2 separate regions of the Homo sapiens genome follow, and region 2 is linked to region 1. A link is a loop called in an ENCODE intact Hi-C map of the cell type or tissue named here. Cell type or tissue: endothelial cell of umbilical vein. All regions are shown on one strand. Links, peaks and the distances in the headings refer to the core of each region. The heading gives the core; the rest is flanking DNA. Region 1 holds the start of CASP8 (caspase 8). Region 2 holds the start of CATSPERT (catsper channel auxiliary subunit tau).

Region 1 (10,825 bases), core at 1,234-9,233:
TTTTTTTTTTTTTTTTTTTTTAAGAAACAGTCACTAGTGCTGTATGTAGGTTACAGTAGCTATGTAGGCCCTTCAGAGTCACTTCACTTTTCTGAGCTTTCGTTTCTTCAACGTCTTCCTGTCTGTAAGACACATGCTCTTCTACCCCTGAGACCAAAAAATGTTACCAGTGAGGATCTAATGATATAAAATAGGGAAAATGCTTTAAAACTGCACAGTGCTTAACAAATGCACTGTTATTATATCATTAAAAGTGACTCCTGGGTGGTGGGAATGGTTGCATAACGACGTGAATGTACTTGATGTCACTTAAAACTGGTTACAATGGTAAATTTTATGGTATATATATTTTACCACAATTAATACATTTTAAAAGATGGTTCTTGACAATTATTCTTAGCGTCTGAGGTGCCCCATTTCTTGGGTATGGGCATATAGTGCCTCAAGAATATTGGGGATCCTCACCTCTTCTATGCCCAAACCTTTAAGAAAATTCTGGGCCAGGCGCAGCGGCTCACAGCTGTAATCCACCACTTTGGGAAGCCGAGGTGGGTCGATCACCTAAGGTCGGGAGTTCGAGACCAGCCTGACCAACATGGAGAAAACCCGTCTCTACTAAAAATACAAAATTAGCTGGGTGTGGTGGCACACACCTGTAATCCCAGCTACTCGGGAGGCTGAGGCAGGAGAATCGCTTGAACCCAGGAGGCGGAGGTTGCGGTGAGCCGAGATTGCACCATTGCACTCCAGCCTGGGCAACAAGAGCAAAACTCCATCTCAAAAAAAAAAAAAAAATTCTGGAAAAGCTAGGTCAGTGACATGAATATTGGAATCAGAGTCTAACAAACTCAATTTCTTCCTTTCTAAATCCGTGGTACGGATTCATGTCTGCAGTAGTTTTTCTGAGAAAGCAGAAGGGGTAGGTATTGGCAATCAACAAGCTGCAGAGTATGCAGATTGAGGTCAGTAACTGTAAATGCCCCATGACTGTCTGATCATTTTAATACCAAAAGAAAAACTTAAAATCCCAGTTGCTAAAATCTTTGTCTTAGACAACTCTTTGAGCCTCTCCCTACAAGGCCCAGAAAGGAATGAGATAGATGTGAATGGAATCTGTTTTCCCTTCCCTTGCCACGCTCTGGAGGAGGAGTCTAGGGCAGTAGCCAAGGCCAGCTGCCAGTCAAGGAAAGGGGAGCGGCCCCGTTGAATCCACAAACCACACCATCCTGGCCCATGGGTTATATACAAACTCCCACATTGGCAACAAACAAAGGGCATGCACATTCAGGGGATTTTGCTTTCACTGTGAGTGTTTATCTTTGAAGGGTGTCACATCAAGATGAATGGGAAGGGTGTGTTGCAGTTGAGCTGAGGTTTGGTCTTTCTTGGCTTTTTTAGGGACACTTACAGGTCCAAATCTGCTTTCAGCCGGCTGGTGGACATGGTAGGAGACACAGTAGTCTCAGGACCAGGCCTCCAGGTGGGAGCTGAGATTCTAGAGGGTGGAAACCACTTGGAGATTGAGTCAAAGCAGACCTGTCCTCATTCTGTGCTGGGCAGGAGCCAGCTCTCCATGTCCCTGCAGCTCCAGCAACACCTCCGGATCTTTCAGCTTCCCTGGGACTAAGGACCATGCACATTATTAATTCTGATATAAACAGTCACACAGGCACATGTCTCAAGATGAGGGTGAGAAGTTGGTTACAGCAAATGAAGTAATAATGATCTTTGTGCTTCACAATAGGAATTCAACCAACCTGAGGTTTATAATTCACTTATTAACACTTTTTATTTTTGTTGAGACGGAGTGTCCCTCTGTCACTCACGCTGGAGTGCAATGGTGTCATCTCGGCTCACTGCAACCTCCGCCTCCTGGGCTCAAGTGAGTCTCGTGCCTTGAGTGGCTGAGACTACAGGCACATGCCACCATGCCCAACTAATTTTTTTGTATTTTTAGTAGAGATGGGGTTTTGCCATGTTGGCTAGGCTGGTCTCAAACTCCTGGCTTCAAGTGATCCGCCTACCTCAATCTCTTCAAGCGCTGGGATTACAGGGGTAAGCCACTGTGCCTGGCCATAATTCATTTATCAGTCATATATATATACACACACACTGGGAGAATCTAGGGTCAGTGCCTTACAAATGGCACAAGTTGAAGCCCTGAGACTCCCACTCCTACCCTGCTCCCCCCATTCTCAGTACTGCTCCTCAGATGCCTCCAGCAGATCATCCATTTCTGCTAGGCTGGGCCTGGGTACATGCAGGGAGATGTGTACAGGGGCTAAGAGCAGAAACTTTTGAGTGAGACACTCCTGAGTTCATGCACTGGCCCTGCCATTTGTCAGCTAATTGATGTTGCATTTAATTGCATCATCTGTATGTAAGCCTAATAATTTATAGCCATCTTAGAGATGTTGTGAGCTTAAATAACATAGTAGTGAATATTTATTTATTTGTTTATTTATTTATTTAGACAGGGCCTCGCTCTGTCACCTAGGCTGGAGTGCAGTGGTGTGATCATAGCTCACTGCAGCCTTGACCTCCCACACTCCAGTTATCCTCTCACCTCAGCCTCCTGAGTAGCTTGAGACAACAGATGCATGCCACCATAACTGACTAATTTTTTAAAATTTTCTGCAGAGACAGTGTCTCCCTATGTTGCCCAGGCTGGCCTCGATCTCTTGGGCTCAAGCGATCATCCTGCCTTGGTCTTCCAAAGTGCTGGGATTACTGGTGTGAGCCACTGCACCCACAGCCTATTTATTGAGAAATGTGGAAGGCCCAGGCACTATTCTAAGTGCTCCAGCTGTTTTATCTCCCACAGTTTTGCTCAGATAGGAGTTCCAAAGCTGGAGCTGGAAGACTCATATTTTTAGAAATGTTACAGTTAATTCTGAGGTGGGTCAGATTGAGATTCATGGCTATGCATTAATGTTTAGGTGGTGACTAACCACTCAGGGTTTTAGAGACAAACAGACCTTATTCTGTCACTCACTGACTGAGCGTGGCCAAGTCTTTCAGCCTCTCTAAGCCTCAGTGTCCTCATCCATAAAATGGGACCAATCGTAGCATCCACTTCTGAGAACTGTTCAGAAGTGGAAATGAGCTAGTTTAGGTGGCTGTGTCTGGCATACGCCAATGGTTTGATAAGTATTAGCTTGTGCCTTTATTAGGCCAACTCCTTTTTGTTAGGTGACTGAGAAACCAAGGACCTTCTGCCCTTTATGCACCAGTCACTATTAGTTTAAATTTGTTGCTCTTCCATCCACATGATTCATTCCAAATTTGAAGTGTTGGAGAAAGGGAGTTAGTATGTCATAGAAAAATCTCTGTTTTTGGCTCAGCAGGACTGAGTTTGACTCCATGTAACTGTCTGAGTCTTAGTTTCCTCATCCATAACATGGGAGAACAATACCCTGAATTAGAGAATTCTGCTGCCAGAATTAGAGATAGTTCATGTCAAGGTGCAACATATAGGTAATGTGTTATTGCTGGTGTTCTGGTTATAAAATGTACAAGATGTGAAAGCAAAAGGGCAGAAAACCCTTTTTAAAAATTCATGGCTGGGCGCGCTGCCTCATGCCTGTAATCCCAGCACTCTGCCAGGCCGAGGCGGGTGGATCACCTGAGGTCGTGAGTTTGAGACCAGCCTGACCAACATGGAGAAACCCTGTCTCTACTAAAAATACAAAATTAGCCGGGCATGGTGGCGCATGCCTGTAATCCCAGCTACCCAGGAGGCTGAGGCAGGAGAATCGCTTGAACCCGGGAGGCGGAGGTTGCTGTGAGCCGAGATGGCACCATTGCACTCCAGCCTGGGCAACAAGAGCGAAACTCCGTCCCCCGAACAAAAAATTCAAATGGGAAAGAGAGGCAGATGGCAGAGAACAGGGGAGGGGCTGGGCACCGTGGCTCATGCCTGTAATCCCAGCACTTTGGGAGGCCAAGGCGGGTGGATTTCTTGAGGTCAGGAGTTCAAGACCAGTCTGACCAACATGGTGAATCCCCATCTCTATTAAAAATACAAAAATTAGCCGGGGGTGGTGGTGGGTGCCTGTAGTCCCAGCTACTCGGGAGGCTGAGGCAGGAGAATCACCTGAACTCAGGAGGTGGAGGTTGCAGTGAGTCAAGATCGCACCACTGTACTGTTGCCTGGGCAACGCACCGAGACTCCGTCTCAAAAAAAAAAAAAAAATGAGAGAACAGGGGAGGGTCTAGGGCTCAGAGCTTTGGAGAACAGACCTCAGTAGCACCAACACTCCAGGATCAATGCTACAAAGACACGGGTTACAACTAAACTGGAGAACATGGCCAAGGATGGGAACTCAGCCTGAGCAGGGCTGAGCCGAGCAGGGCTAAGCCAAGTAGGGCTGAGCCAGAACACTTCCTCCTTTTTTCTGAACAATCTACCTACATTTCAGCTACAGGGCTGGCTTTACCCAGTCCGGCGGGAGGGAGGAGAGGGCTGGTCTGTGACTTCAGTGCTGAGGTTTGATCAAGGCAAAGGGAAACTTCCTATTCCCAGACCCTTTGCAAGAAAGAATGGCATATTACTTGCCACCGACAGGGGTTATTATTACTAAATGGAGTCAGTATAAATGCTTTCCAATAAAGCATGTCCAGCGCTCGGGCTTTAGTTTGCACGTCCATGAATTGTCTGCCACATCCCTCTTCTGAATGGTTGGAAATTGGGCATCTGTTCCTTTAAACAGGAAACATTTCTTGTTCGAGTGAGTCATCTCTGTTCTGCTTTAGGAGTAAAGTTTACCCTGCAGTTCCTTCTGTGGTGAAGTTTTCTCTTTCTCTCGGAGACCAGATTCTGCCTTTCTGCTGGAGGGAAGTGTTTTCACAGGTTCTCCTCCTTTTATCTTTTGTGTTTTTTTTCAAGCCCTGCTGAATTTGCTAGTCAACTCAACAGGAAGTGAGGCCATGGAGGGAGGCAGAAGAGCCAGGGTGGTTATTGAAAGTAAAAGAAACTTCTTCCTGGGAGCCTTTCCCACCCCCTTCCCTGCTGAGCACGTGGAGTTAGGCAGGTTAGGGGACTCGGAGACTGCGATGGTGCCAGGAAAGGGTGGAGCGGGTGAGTGCCTGTTGCCAAGGTGGCCTCTTCAACAGGAAACCACAATATTTTTGTTTCTTGACTTGCTCTAGAAACAGGGCTGTGGGGGTGGGGAAGCAACTTGGATCTGCCCTTCTGAGGACACCTCTGGGTGCTGCCTGGCCCAGGTCTCCTGTGTGGTTTCTCTCTGAGCCGTTGCCTCTGACTTTGCTACTTTTTCACTCTGAGCAGTCTCCAGTTCCTCTGCTACCTTTTTGTCCTCCAAGCTTCCCTGCCGCCTCGAATGCAGATACACGGTCTCCCTCCTGTGGACCCGTTTGGAGAGTCCAGAAGACTTTATCAATCCACTTTTTTTTCTTTTTCATTTGGCCCTGGGGCCGACGGTTAAGTACTTTATTCTGTCATTCTGTCGAATCACGATGCCCTGAGGTGCACAGCCCCTTCCCCCTCTTCCGTGTCTGAAGGGTTTCCTTTTATCTCTCCACCCCCACCCTTGCCCTCCTGCCCTCTCTCTTGTTCCCCAAAGACAGTTCTCTAATGTTTTGATGTGGATTCGTGAATTTATCTGTATCTTTGCAAAATGTATTTTTCTTTTGTATGTGTACACTGTTTTTTAACTATGCGATCTCAGGCAAGTAATTCCTCTGTGCCTCTGTTATCTCATCATTAAATGATTAATAATGCCTCCAGAGGTGACTGTGAGGCTTGAAGGAGATAATACGCATACATCACTTACTACACGAGTTAGCAATTATTATTGCATATTAATACTATTGGTATTTTATTTTGCTCATTCTGTTTCTATTTCTTTTTTATTTATTTATTTTTTGAGACAAAGTCTTGCTCTGTCACCCAGGCTGCAGTGCAGTGGTGCAATCACGGCTCACTGCAGCCTCAACATCCTGGGATCAAGCAATTTTCCCATCTCAGCCTTCAGATTAGCTGGGACCACAGGCGCGTGCTACCACACCTGGCTAATTAAAAAATTTTTCTTCATAGAGATGGTGTCTCATTTTGTTGCCCAGGCTGGTCTCAAACTCCTATGCTCAAGGGATCCTCCCACCTTGGCCTCTCAAAGTGCTAGGATTACATGCATGAGCCACGGTGGCCATCCAGGCATTGATATTATGAGGCCATCTTGACCTAGCCCTCTCTGGTGAAGAGTCCTTTTCAGATACTTCGTTCAGTCTTCTCAGCTATGAGTCCCTACCCTCTGAAAGCTTATATTCTATTTGGGGAAAGACAAAAGGCAGTTTCAAAGAAGAGAGGTGTTTGATTTTCTTTTCCTACTTTTAATATCAGAAAACATTTCATCTAACTCTCAGTATGAAGGCAATATTTTGTTTACTGGTATATCCCTAGAGCCCAACATGGTGAGGGCCCCAGGATTTGCTTCTTTGATAAGATGGTAAACCCAGCTTTCAGCTAACTTCATGGTTTCCTCAGCTACACTCATATACAAGGATCACCTTTGGTAAGATGGACTTACCATCTTACCAAAGAGTTTTTGCATTTTAGAGTTTTTTCTTTTTAGATTTTTTTCATTTTAGAATTTTTTTATTTCAGAGTTTTTTCTTTTTAGAGGTTTTTCATTTTAGAGTTTTTTCTTTTTAGAGTTTTTTTTTTTTTTTAATTTTAGAGTATTTTAGGCTGCTGAGGGTGGAATCTGGTGACCTTGGGGCCACAGAGATGCTCCTTGGCTAAACCAGGGGCTTTAGCTCTGAAAGTTCACAGCCACCCTGAGAACCAAGATGAGAGGGCTCTGCAGTGTCCAATCTCAAGACCTCTCTGAGGTGCTCCATCAAGATTCATTGAATGAAAAAATTAAAGTCTTAATGATGAACCCAGAAAAATCTTTAAATCCTAAATATGAAATGAAAGTGTTCTTAGTTACAATCCAGTCCAACGTCCTTGTTTTGGAATGTGGAAATGAGGCCCCAAAGGTAAAATGGCCCATCCAAAGTCACAGCCAGGGGCCAGTGCTCAGGTGGCCAGGTGCCCTGCGTGCGGTCTCCTGGACCACCAGGCCTTTTTCCTGCAGCTTTAGAAGCTTTAGAAGGCACTCTGCTCACTCAGGGGCAAGTGGTAAGCGCTCTTTCCCCTCTAGTGTTTGTGACTCAGGAGTTTCGAAACAGGAAGTAGAGCTGGCTGGCTGTGCCCTTCCGTCCTTCATTAGACGTTTGCTCTTGTCTTAGATGCTCAGATGGTAGTGGATAGGCCTGTGACGAAGGTGCTACCATCGTGAGAGTAAGGTAAGGATTTGCCTCTTTGTTAAGGTCAGAGGGGCCTTTTGGGAGGAAGGCCTTTGATTCTGGAGTTTTCTAGGCTGCTGAGAGTGAGATCGGGTGGCCCTGGGGCCATGGAGGTGATCCTCGTATGTGAGTGTGGATGGGGAAACCATGAAGTTAGTGTAAGAGGTAGCAGTCCCTCTGAGAGCCTTGCCGAGGGCCGTGCAGTTTCCAGATCTGAAGGCCATTCTAGCTTAGACTGATGAAGTCCTAGGAGCTTCTGAAATGCTGCAAGTTTAACTACTTGTATAAAGGCCTCATCCTGATCCCAGTCAAACTTGTGAAATAATAGAAGCCAAAATTTAAATCTCTACTGACTTTGCTGCTACAGCTATCCTCCCACCAACACACATACCCACCAACATACACACTTGCCAACATAAACGCACACACACATACACACAAACACACCCATGTGGTCCTACTAATTCAATTATTTATTTTTTAAAGAAATTAAAAAAGACTGGGCGTGGTGGCTCTCGCCTGTCATCCCAGCACTTTGGGAGGTCGAGGCGGTGGTTCACCTGAGGTCGGGAGTTTGAGACCAGCTTGACCAACATGAAGAAACCCCGTCTCTACTAAAAATACAAAATTAGCCGGGCATGATGGCGCATGCCTGTAATCCCAGCTACTCGGGAGGCTGAGGCAGGAGAATCGCTTGAACCTGGGAGGTGGAAGTTGTGGTGAGCCGAGATCGTGCCACTGCACTCCAGCCTGGGCAACAAGAGCGAAACTCCGTCTCAAAAAAAAAAAAAAAAAAAAATTAAAAAGATACAGAACAGTTCAAAAAACAATATAATGGGAAGACTAGATAGACACAATCAGAGACCTGCACTTGTGGGGTTAAGAATTTACAGGTGAAGTTGCAAGTTTCATTCTGTTTGAAAATGATGGGATTATATGTTTTGCTGAGGTTTGGACACCTTTGCTGGGTTGTTTGAATGCCGTGGCTGCAGCGCCCTGTTATGGACATCATGTGCGTGCAGAATGGATGTCTGTCAGGTTCCGGGGCAGCCCGCAGTCTGAGGCAGCCAGCCTGGATTGGAGGGAGTGGCAATACTACCTGCCGGTTAGGGGTTTGGGCCTGAGAGCGAGTGGCTTTCAGGTTCTCTCAAGCTTCGGATGAGATGCAGGTTTCTGCTTCCGATGGCAAATGCATGTTTTGCTTTTTAGTTATCACTGCAAGAGCTAGGATGCTGCTAGAATATTACTGGAATGATTGTGATGAGATGGAATGTATTTACAGTTTAATTGTGACATGTAATACAGTGGTAGAATGGGACTCTGGAATGAGATGCTGGGGCCTAGATTCTAGCACTTCCTTTGTGAGGCTCTAACCCCCTCTCCTATAGTGGATTTGTTAAGAACTTCTGTTTTTGTGGCTTTGTTATTATAAAATTTTTTGAAATGTTGTTCTCTAAAAAAGTTATGATTTTATGTTTTTCTTCATGAGATTCTTTCACTGCCTTCCAGCTGCAAGTAGAATGACGTCTAAATCTTTGTGATCTGTCACTGAAGCCCTTGAGTGAGACACTTAAATCTGGCTGTGGCTCTCTCTCTTACTAGCTTATTTCCAAGCCGTGATTTTTCACAACAGAAAAATGGGGACAGTAATAGTAGTTTCTTCAGAGGCTTTTAGTGAAATGAGGTTAAAAAATATTTTTATGTTTATATGGATATATAGATTACAAACATTTATATATCATTTATTTATATGATTATTATAAACACATATTTATATTTAAATACTTTGGGGCATAAATATATAAAATAATAAATATACTTATGTAATACAAATAGACTTATATACATTTACTATTTAGCAGAGATTATATAAAATATATGTATTACATGGCAACATATTCAAATTTACATATGTTATATATACATGTGGAAAAAAAATTGGGAAAAGGCCACAAAATGTGACCAAAGAATTACTTCCAAATGGCAAGTTTTTAAGTAATTTTTATTTTCTTTTTATACTTCTCTGTACTTTCTCTATGAAACAAGTGTTACTTTTACTGTTTTTAGGAACCAAAAATACAAGTACATTGTTTAAAAAATACTAGCTTAACAAAGTTTCTAGCCCATAAGCTAGTGCAGAAAATCTAGGTCCCATAAAACAAGAACTGCCACACGATGTCTCTCCCCTTACAGTGCTGGATGGCCCGTTGTTAATGGTGTCATAAATCCTTTGCAAGTGACTGTTTTCTAGGTACTATGACTAGAGGGATGTGTAACTTAAGCAAAAAACAAAAAACAGAAAAGGCTGACTATCATCTGACAGTGTATCCTGGAACACCTAGGCCAGAGAAGAAGCCACGTTAGCATTTTCCCTTCTAAATGTCAGTTATGATTTGATGGGGAAACCACTTAAAAAGCATTGTCACGTTGTTGAAAAGGTAATGAAATGAGTGAGATGAGATGGCTATGGAGGACGGAGCTATGCGCCAATCTTATTATATCCAAATTCATGTCATCTCAGCCTTGGATTGTATTGATTTTTATTATATACTGTCAGAAAATGCTATTGAATGTGTAACAAGAGCCTCAAAAAGGTTTATTCATTTTGACACCATAATACTACTTTTAGGAAATTATTCTAAGAAAATAATTAGAGGTATTCTTAAAGATTTGCGTTTTAAAGTCATCCTAAATGTAATCAGGAACTGGCTATGTAAATTATAGCCCATCTCTAAGATTAAGTGCCTTACAGATATTAAAACCCATGCTGTAGAAGAAAAACTAAAGACAGGAAAGTACTTACAATACAAGATGTACTTACCAGTGGAAAAATCCACTTATACTACAGAAATATGATGTGTTCAAATATAAGGAAAAATGTGTATGCATAAAATATTTGGTAGGAAAGAGTAAAATATTACTGGGCATTTATATTTGGATGGTGGAATTATACATAATTTTAATTTTCCTTTTTATCTTTTCTGTATTGTCTAAAATGAATACACTAAGCATTGTTATCCTCAGAAAAAAATAATTGAGGGATGGGGGAAAGGAAGTCCTGCTTTCATTTGATTCTTTGGTTGGTTTTATTCTGTAAGATGAGACTTTAACAGAGGTTAGAATGCATTAAAAATTGTAAAGACAGTTGACCTAATGGCACTAAACAGGGTTAGATCTAGTTTAGATCTTTTCCAGCATGTGAATAAGAATGGATCTTTAAATAAAGATTTTAACTAGGTATATGTTTTAGAATAAGTCATACATGTACATGGTAAAAATTCAAACAGTACAAACTGTGCAGCAAGGTATGGGAAATAAAGCAGCTCTCACTGTCACCTCCACCCATCAGCCTTCTCACACTGCACGCCCACATCTGTGTGTAATTCTGCTTTTCTTTAACATTACTGAAGGAACTTCCTGTGCATTTTTTGTCAGAGCTCTTCTGTGAATACACAAAATATGTACTGATCAATACATTATGTAGATCACGCAGGCTCAACCACATTGATCTTCC
Region 2 (8,000 bases), core at 1-8,000, 360 kb after region 1:
AGAGCTATCCTAAATATGTATGCACCCAATATAGGAGCACCCAGATTCATAAAGCAAGTCCTTAGAGACCTACAAAGAGACTTAGACTCCCACACAATAATAATGGGAGCCTTTAACACACCACTGTCAACATTAGACAGATCAATGAGACAGAAAGTTAACAAGGATATCCAGGAATTGAACTCAGCTCTGCACCAAGCAGACCTAATAGACATCTACAGAACTCTCCACCCCAAATCAACAGAATATACATTCTTCTCAGCACCACATCACACTTATTCCAAAATTGACCACATAGTTGGAAGTAAAGCACTCCTCAGCAAATGTAAAAGAACAGAAATTATAACAGACTGTCTCTCAGACCACAGCATAATCAAACTACAACTCAGGATTAAGAAACTCTCTCAAAACTGCTCAACTACATGGAAACTGAACAACCTCTTCCTGAATGACTACTGGGTACATAACGAAATGAAGGCAGAAATAAAGATGTTCTTTGAAACCAATGAGAGCAAAGACACAACATACCAGAATCTCTGGGACACATTTAAAGCAGCGTGTAGAAGGAAATTTATAGCACTAAATGCCCACAAGAGAAAGCAGGAAAGAACTAAAATTGACACCCTAACATCATAATTAAAAGAACTAGAGAAGCAAGAGCAAATGCTTTCAAAAGCTAGCAGAAGGCAAGAAATAACTAAGATCAGAGCAGAACGGAAGGAGATAGAGACACAAAAAAACCTTCAAAAAATCAATGAATCCAGGAGCTGGTTTTCTGAAAAGATCAACAAAATTGATAGATCACTAGCAAGACTAAGAAAGAAGAAAAGAGAGAAGAATCAAATAGACACAGTAAAAAATGATAAAGGGGATATCACCACCGATCCCACAGAAATACAAACTACCATCAGAGAATACTATAAACACCTCTATGCAAATAAAGTAGAAAATCTAGAAGAAATGGATAAATTCCTGGACACATACACCCTCCCAAGACTAAACCAGGAAGAAGTTGAATCCCTGAATAGACCAATAACAGGTTCTGAAATTGAGACAATAATTACTAGCCTACCAACCAAAAAAACTCCAGGACCAGACGGATTCACAGCCAAATTCTACCAGAGGTACAAAGAGGAGGTGGTACCATTCCTTCTGAAACTATTCCAATCAATAGAAAAACAGGGAATCATCCCAAATTTATTTTATGAGGCCAACATCATTCTGATACCAAAGCCTGGCAGAGACACAACAAAAACAGAGAATTTTAGACCAATATCCCTGATGAACATCGATGCAAAAATCCTCAATGAAACACTGGCAAACCGAATCCAGCAGCACATCAAAAAGCTTATCCACCATGATCAAGTGGGCTTCATCCCTGGGATGCAAGGCTGGTCCAACATATGCAAATCAATAAACATAATCCAGCATATAAACAGAACCAAAGACAAAAACCACATGATTATCTCAATAGATGCAGAAAAGGCCTTTGACAAAATTCAACAGCCCTTCATGCTAAAAACTCTCAATAAACTACGTATTGATGGGACGTATCTCAAAATAATAAGAGCTATTTATGACAAACCCATAGCCAATATCATACTGAATGGGCAAAAACTGGAAGCATTCCCTTTGAAAACTGGCACAAGACAGGGATGCCCTCTCTCACCACTCCTATTCAACATGGTGTTGGAATTTCTGGCCAGGGCAGTCAGGCAAGGGAAAGAAATAAAGGGTATTCAATTAGGAAAAGAGGAAGTCAAATTGTCCCTGTTTGCAGATGACATGTTTGTATATTCAGAAAACTCCATCGCCTCAGCCCAAAATCTCCTTAAGCTGATAAGCAACTTCAGCAAAGTCTTAGGATACAAAATCAATGTGCAAAAATCACAAGCATTCCTATACACCAATAACAGACAAACAGAGAGCCAAATCATGAGGGAACTCCCATTCACAATTGCTTCAAAGAGAATAAAATACCTAGGAATCCAACTTACAAGGGATGTGAAGGTTCTCTTCAAGGAGAACTACAAACCACTGCTCAATGAAATAAAAGAGGACACAAACAAATGGAAAAACATTACATGCTCATGGATAGGAAGACTCAATATTGTGAAAATGACCATACTGCCCAAGGTAATTTATAGATTCAATGCCATCCCCATCAAGCTACCAATGACTTTCTTCACAGAATTGGAAAAAATACTTTAAAGTTCATATGGAACCAAAAAAGAGCCCACATTGCCAAGACAATCCTAAGCCAAAAGAACAAAGCTGGAGGCATCATGCTTTCTGACTTCGAACTATACTACAAGGCTACAGTAACCAAAACATCATGGTACTGGTACCAAAACAGAGATATAGACCAATGGAACAGAATAGAGCCCCCGGAAATAATACCACACATCTACAACCATCCGATCTTTGACAAACCTGACATAAACAAGAAATGGGGAAAGGATTCTCTATTTAATAAATGGTGTTGGGAAAACTGGCTCGCCATACGTAGAAAGCTGAAACTGGATCCCTTCCTTACGCCTTATACAAAAATTAATTCAAGATGGATTAAAGACTTAAATGTTAGACCTAAAACCATAAAAACCCTAGAAGAAAACCTAGCCAATACCATTCAGGATATAGGCATGGCCAAGGACTTCATGACTAAAACACCAAAAGCAATGGCAACCAAAGCCAAAATCGACAAATGGGATCTAGTTAAACTAAAGAGCTTCTGCACAGCAAAAGAAACTAGCATCAGAGTGAACAGGCAGCCTACAGAATGGGAGAAAATTTTTGCAATCTATCCATCTGACAAAGGGCTAATATCCAGAATCTACAAAGAACTGAAACAAATTTACAAGAAAAAAACAAACAACCCCATCAAAAAGTGGGCAAAGTATATGAACAGACACTTCTCAAAAGAAGACATTTATGCAGCCAACAGACACATGAAAAAATGCTCATCATCACTGGCCATCAGAGAAATGCAAATCAAAACCACAATGAGATACCATCTCACACCAGTTAGAATGGCAATCATTAAAAAGTCAGGAAACAACAGGTGCTGGAGAGGATGTGGAGAAATAGGAACGCTTTTACACTGTTGGTGGGAGTGTAAACTAGTTCAACCATTGTGGAAGACAGTGTGGCGATTCCTCAAGGGTCTAGAACTAGAAATACCATTTGACCCAGCCATCCCATTACTGGGCATATACCCAAAGGATTATAAATCATGCTGCTATAAAGTCACGTGCACACATATGTTTATTATGGCACTATTCACAATGGCAAAGACTAGGAACCAACCCAAATGTCCATCAATGACAGACTGGATTAAGAAAATGTGGCACATATACACCATGGAATACTATGCAGCCATATAAAAAGGATGAGTTCATGTCCTTTGTGGGGTCATGGATGAAGCTGGAAACCATCATTCTCAGCAAACTATCGCAAGGACAGAAAACCAAACACTGCATGTTCTCACTCATAGGTGGGAATTGAACAATGAGAATACTTGGACACGGGGGGGGAACATCACACACCACGGCCTGTCGTGGGTTGGGGGGAGGGAGGAGGGATAGCATTAGGAGATATACCTAATGTAAATGACGAGTTAATGGGTGCAGCACACCAACATGGCACATGTATACCTATGTAACAAACCTGCACGTTGTGCACATGTACCCTAGAACTTAAAGTATAATAAAAAATAAAAAATAAAAATAAAAAAAAGGAATTGCTATAAACGAAAAAAAAAAGGATTAAAGGGTTCAATGTGTGCCAATTGAAGGGAGATGCAATTGGCACACATTGAACCCTTTAATCCTTTCACCACCCTCCAGGTGCCCTGCTGGCCCCGGTCCTCCAGGTGCCGGCCAGGCCCCCGCTCACTCACGTTCAGCAGCCGGTGCCCGGTGCCCTCCTGGTTCTTGTTCTTAGGCAGGGCCGTCGTGCCCTGGTTCAGGGCGTAAGGGACCGAAGAAGCCTCCGACCCTTTAATGTGCATGATATCCGGGCTGCTGTAGGGATTCCTCTGCAATAGCGGGGTGGCGGACAGGACTTGGACCTGCCCGCTGCGGTTATCAAGTGTGCTGAAAGGCCTATTTGTCTCTTGGGGTGGCTCCATCTCTCCATCTTCTGCGGCCTGTCTGCGCCCAACCGACGGCCCGCTACTGCGCAGGCGCGGCCCTCCCGCAGCCTTTCTCACATTTTCCCAGCGCGTGCGTGCCGCCTAGTGACCCACTCAGGCCGGGCCCATGCTGGGAGTGGCTGGAGGCAGCTTTGGAAGCATGCGTGCTTAGCGAGCCTGGAGGGTCTGCTGCAAGCACTTGCCAGGCCATTTCAGTCTCCTTTAGAAGGAAATCAGAGCACGCTGGTGGAGAGCAAGGCCCCTCATGGGGCCCAACCACTTTAGTTCACTGTCTTGTCCGCCCTGTAGCCCTCACGAGTCCTTTTCTCCCTGCACCATTTCTTTCTAGAAGATTTACAGTGTCAGTCATTACTTCCTCTACACTGTCCCGTGAGCTCCAGACGTTAAATATCCAACAGTCTACTTTGACATCTTTACCCAATTGTTCCACAGACACATAACACGTTAATATTCATCTTCCCTCTTAAACCTCTAGTAGGTTCCAAACTCATTTGGTGCAGCAATGTCATATCCACAAAATCTTAAACATTCAGACACATTTTAAAATTCTGACCCTAAATATCTGAATCTTACTTACCTTTTCCCTTTATGGCACCTAATTTGGGACAACACACACACGAGACAATTGCAATGATTTACTCATGGGTCTGCCAACCTGCTGTCATCCATCCCTTTCACTGCCCCCGTATTAGTCCTTTGCAGTAACGAATGGAGCTGAAGGCCATTATCCTAAGCAGACTAACACAGGAACAGAAAACCAAATACCACGTTCTCACTTATAAATGCGAGCTAAACAATGAGAACACATGGACACAAAGAGGGGAGCAACAGACACTGGGGCCTACTTGACGGCGAAGGGTGGGAGGCGGGAGAGGATCAAAAACTACCTTTTGGGCACTAGGCTTATTACCTGGGTGATGAAATAATCTGTACACCCCCATGACACAAAATTTACCTATATAACAAACCTGCACATGTACCCTTGAACCTAAAAGTTAAAAATATAAATAAATGCAAACAGAACAAAACCAGAGAATTCCAGAACTTCTTTATTGTACATAAAAATCTGAATTTCTTAATATGGAAACCAAAGGTCTGCAAAATGTACTCTCCTAGCTCAGGATCATTATTTATTCCTCTTATTTTTGGAATCTATTCTTCTTTTATTCAAGGACCAACTCAAAGGTCAGCTTTTAGTTAACTCTTATATCCCCATACACATATCCTAAAGGCAGAGTTAACTGCTATATCCAAGCTACTTCTTGGCATATCCTTGTCAGCCTAAATAACAGAGAGGGAGACTCTCTGAAAGAAAATGATGTTTATTCAGGAGTAGGCATTGCAATAAGAATACAAGTGCCACAGTAAACTATGTGCATATACAGGGAGGTCAAGGAAGACAACGGTTTTTAAAGCAAAAATGATTGTTTTGAGAGAATTATCCTTGGCTACAAGGATCAATAACAAGGATGTTGCCAGTTGGACATTGGACAGGGAGTTGCTGGGCAAATGTCCTCATAGAAGTATTTTTTGTGTGTGTCAGGTTGTGATGGCCTTTGTGCAAGGTGTGGTTTTGTGCAGTCTTTTAATGATAGTCCTCATTATCAGACATCTGTGCATGAAAATCGTCCTTTCACGGCCTTCCCCAGCTCTATTTGTTAGGATTTTTAACACAATGACCAGAACTTGATTTTGACAACTTTCACATCCTATTAGTGGGCTCACACTGTTAGTTGCTAATCTCAAAAGATAGAGTTCTTTAGGGGCAGGAACCTGCACCTCACCTTGTGCTCCTCAGAGTACATGGCCCAATATCCCAAGGCCCTTAACACATTTGTCATTATTTCAGATTTATACTATGTGGTGTGTTAATTACTGCACCCCATGAAACTTGCTGTCCAGCAGCTCACTCTGTTCTTAGGGTTCATGTTATGCAACATAAAGTACACAGCATCACAGATGAAGTCATATTTTTTTAAAAAATCTAATCAAACCACCAGACCTAACCTCCAGTCTATAGGAAATTCAGGAGATTGAGGAACAAATTAAGTGATGTCATTAGGAAAAAGTCAGACAATTAAAAAATGTAGGTGAGGCACTCTAAAGCAACTAGCTTGGACTCTTCAAAAAATTGTCATGGGAAATTAGAATGGTACCGCCAACTCTGGAAAACAGCTTGGCAGTTTGTAACTACATACAACCCATCAGTTTCACTCCTGGGCATTTATCTTAAAGAAATGAAAACTTAATGTTCACACAAAAACTTGCACATGAATGTCCACAGCAGCATTATTCACAGACTGGAATGAGCCCAGATATCCTTCAATAGGTCAATGAGTTAAACCAAACAAAACAGTAAAAGGAAATGAACTATTGATACACACAACAGCTGAGATGACTCAGAAAAAAAGAGATCAACAGAAAAAAAGCGAATCCCATAAAATTACATACTGTATGATTCAATTTATAACATTATTGAAATGACAGAGTTTTAGAAACTGAGCTCTTTGTACCTGGCCAAGGGCTCTGATCAGCAAGGTGCCCCTGTGTTATCTACCCAGTGCAGTGCTTCACCAGGATGGCAATAAAAGTATTTTAAGTCAGTGAGTAATGAGAAACCATGATGCCCTACCAATTGGACTGGATCAGCTTGCATGTCAATCTAGTCCACTGTAAGCTGGAGAAAGTTACATGAATTCTCATCGACGGCCTCAGCAATGTGCCTCAAGTGTCACTGTGAGATCATTCCCTGCTTCCTGGAGACATGCATTAGCAGTGAACTTCTTCCAAACTTCCCTGTCATCACAGTCAAACAATTTTTGAGACACACCAGAAACACCAGGGAAAACAGAGTCCTCTGTACAAGTCCTTAATCAGGGAATACTCAATGTTTTTCCCTGATGAAGGACTTGTACAGGGCCACTAGCTGCTCAGGTTTATATGCCTCCTGGGTCATTACGAGATCTGAAGTCTAAGTTGTACTTCCCAGACCTGGAAGAATACAAAGGCAACTATGCCCATGGCAGTTACATATTATCAATGTAGCCAGCTTTCCCAAGTGCATTCCACAGCAGCTCTAGCCTTCTTTATTCTCTAGGATATATAGCTTTCTATTGCTGCCATAAGCAATCACCACCAATTTAGCAGCTTAGTCAACATACACTTGCTATCTTACAGTTCTGTATGTCAAAAGTATGACATGGGCAGCACCAGGCCAAAACCAAGGTATCCACAGAGCTGCCTTCCTTTCTTGGCTCTAGGGGAGGATTTGTTTCCTTGCTCATTTGGGATACTCATAGAACTCAGTTCCTTGTGGTTATGTGACTGAAATCCATTTCCTTGCTCATTGTTGGCCAAGGGCCGTACTCAGCTGCAAGGTCATCACTCTCCTTGGCTCATGGCCCCCTCTTCCATCTTCAAAGCCAGCAATATCATAACTTCTGACCTCTCTGACCACAGACATAAAAGGCTTTCTTCTCTGCTTTTAAGGACTCATAAGATTACACTGGACCCTTCTGGATAATACAGGATAATGTCCCCGTTTTAAGGTTCATAACCTTAATCATATCTGCAAATCCCTTTGGCCAAGTAAAGTAGTATATTCACAAGTTCCAGGGATTAGGACATGGACATCTTTAGGAGACATTATGCAGCCTACCACAATCCCCCACATTGGCAGCAGCTTTCTCACATTTCTCTTTGATGACACGGCTCAAGTGTGCTAAGCCTTGGCTCTAACGAGCATGGCTTCCCTGAAGTTTGCTGACGGGGAAGATTATGAACTCCTATACTGCCAGCTTATTGCCAGATTGAGAACCATTGCTGGTCACAGTGAAAGCTGGAACTA

The links. Hi-C counts contacts between places; a loop is a spot of excess contacts. Peaks named below come from ENCODE experiments on the same cell type or tissue, not always from the same donor. Only the 100,000 strongest peaks of a DNase experiment are listed, where the experiment ranks them.
Region 2: a loop joins it to region 1, with 3 times the contacts of the local background. A loop is called at or near these places in 2 of 110 quality-filtered maps.

The regions. Positions count from the first base shown.
Region 1 is chr2:201,253,303-201,264,127 of GRCh38, forward strand. It overlaps CASP8 (caspase 8), which reads left to right and starts at 7,234. Exons shown (of 9, transcript NM_001372051.1): 1 at 7,234-7,311. RefSeq lists enhancers at 4,279-4,328, 4,809-4,938, 4,898-5,042, 5,039-5,098, 5,119-5,538 and a cis regulatory region at 4,970. In endothelial cell of umbilical vein, for the core only: no CTCF peak of the experiment used is centred there; DNase peaks (open chromatin) are centred at 4,669 and 5,039; H3K4me3 peaks cover 1,495 bases; H3K27ac peaks cover 2,113 bases.
Region 2 is chr2:201,615,002-201,623,001 of GRCh38, forward strand. CATSPERT (catsper channel auxiliary subunit tau) reads right to left here and starts at 4,177. Exons shown (of 16, transcript NM_001168221.2): 1 at 3,899-4,177. The coding sequence starts at 4,129. TMEM237 (transmembrane protein 237) reads right to left here. Exons shown (of 13, transcript NM_001044385.3): 13 at 5,185-8,000. It also overlaps the pseudogene ENO1P4. In endothelial cell of umbilical vein, for the core only: CTCF peaks have their summits at 4,249 and 4,448; DNase peaks (open chromatin) are centred at 4,250, 6,470 and 7,420; H3K27ac peaks cover 1,731 bases.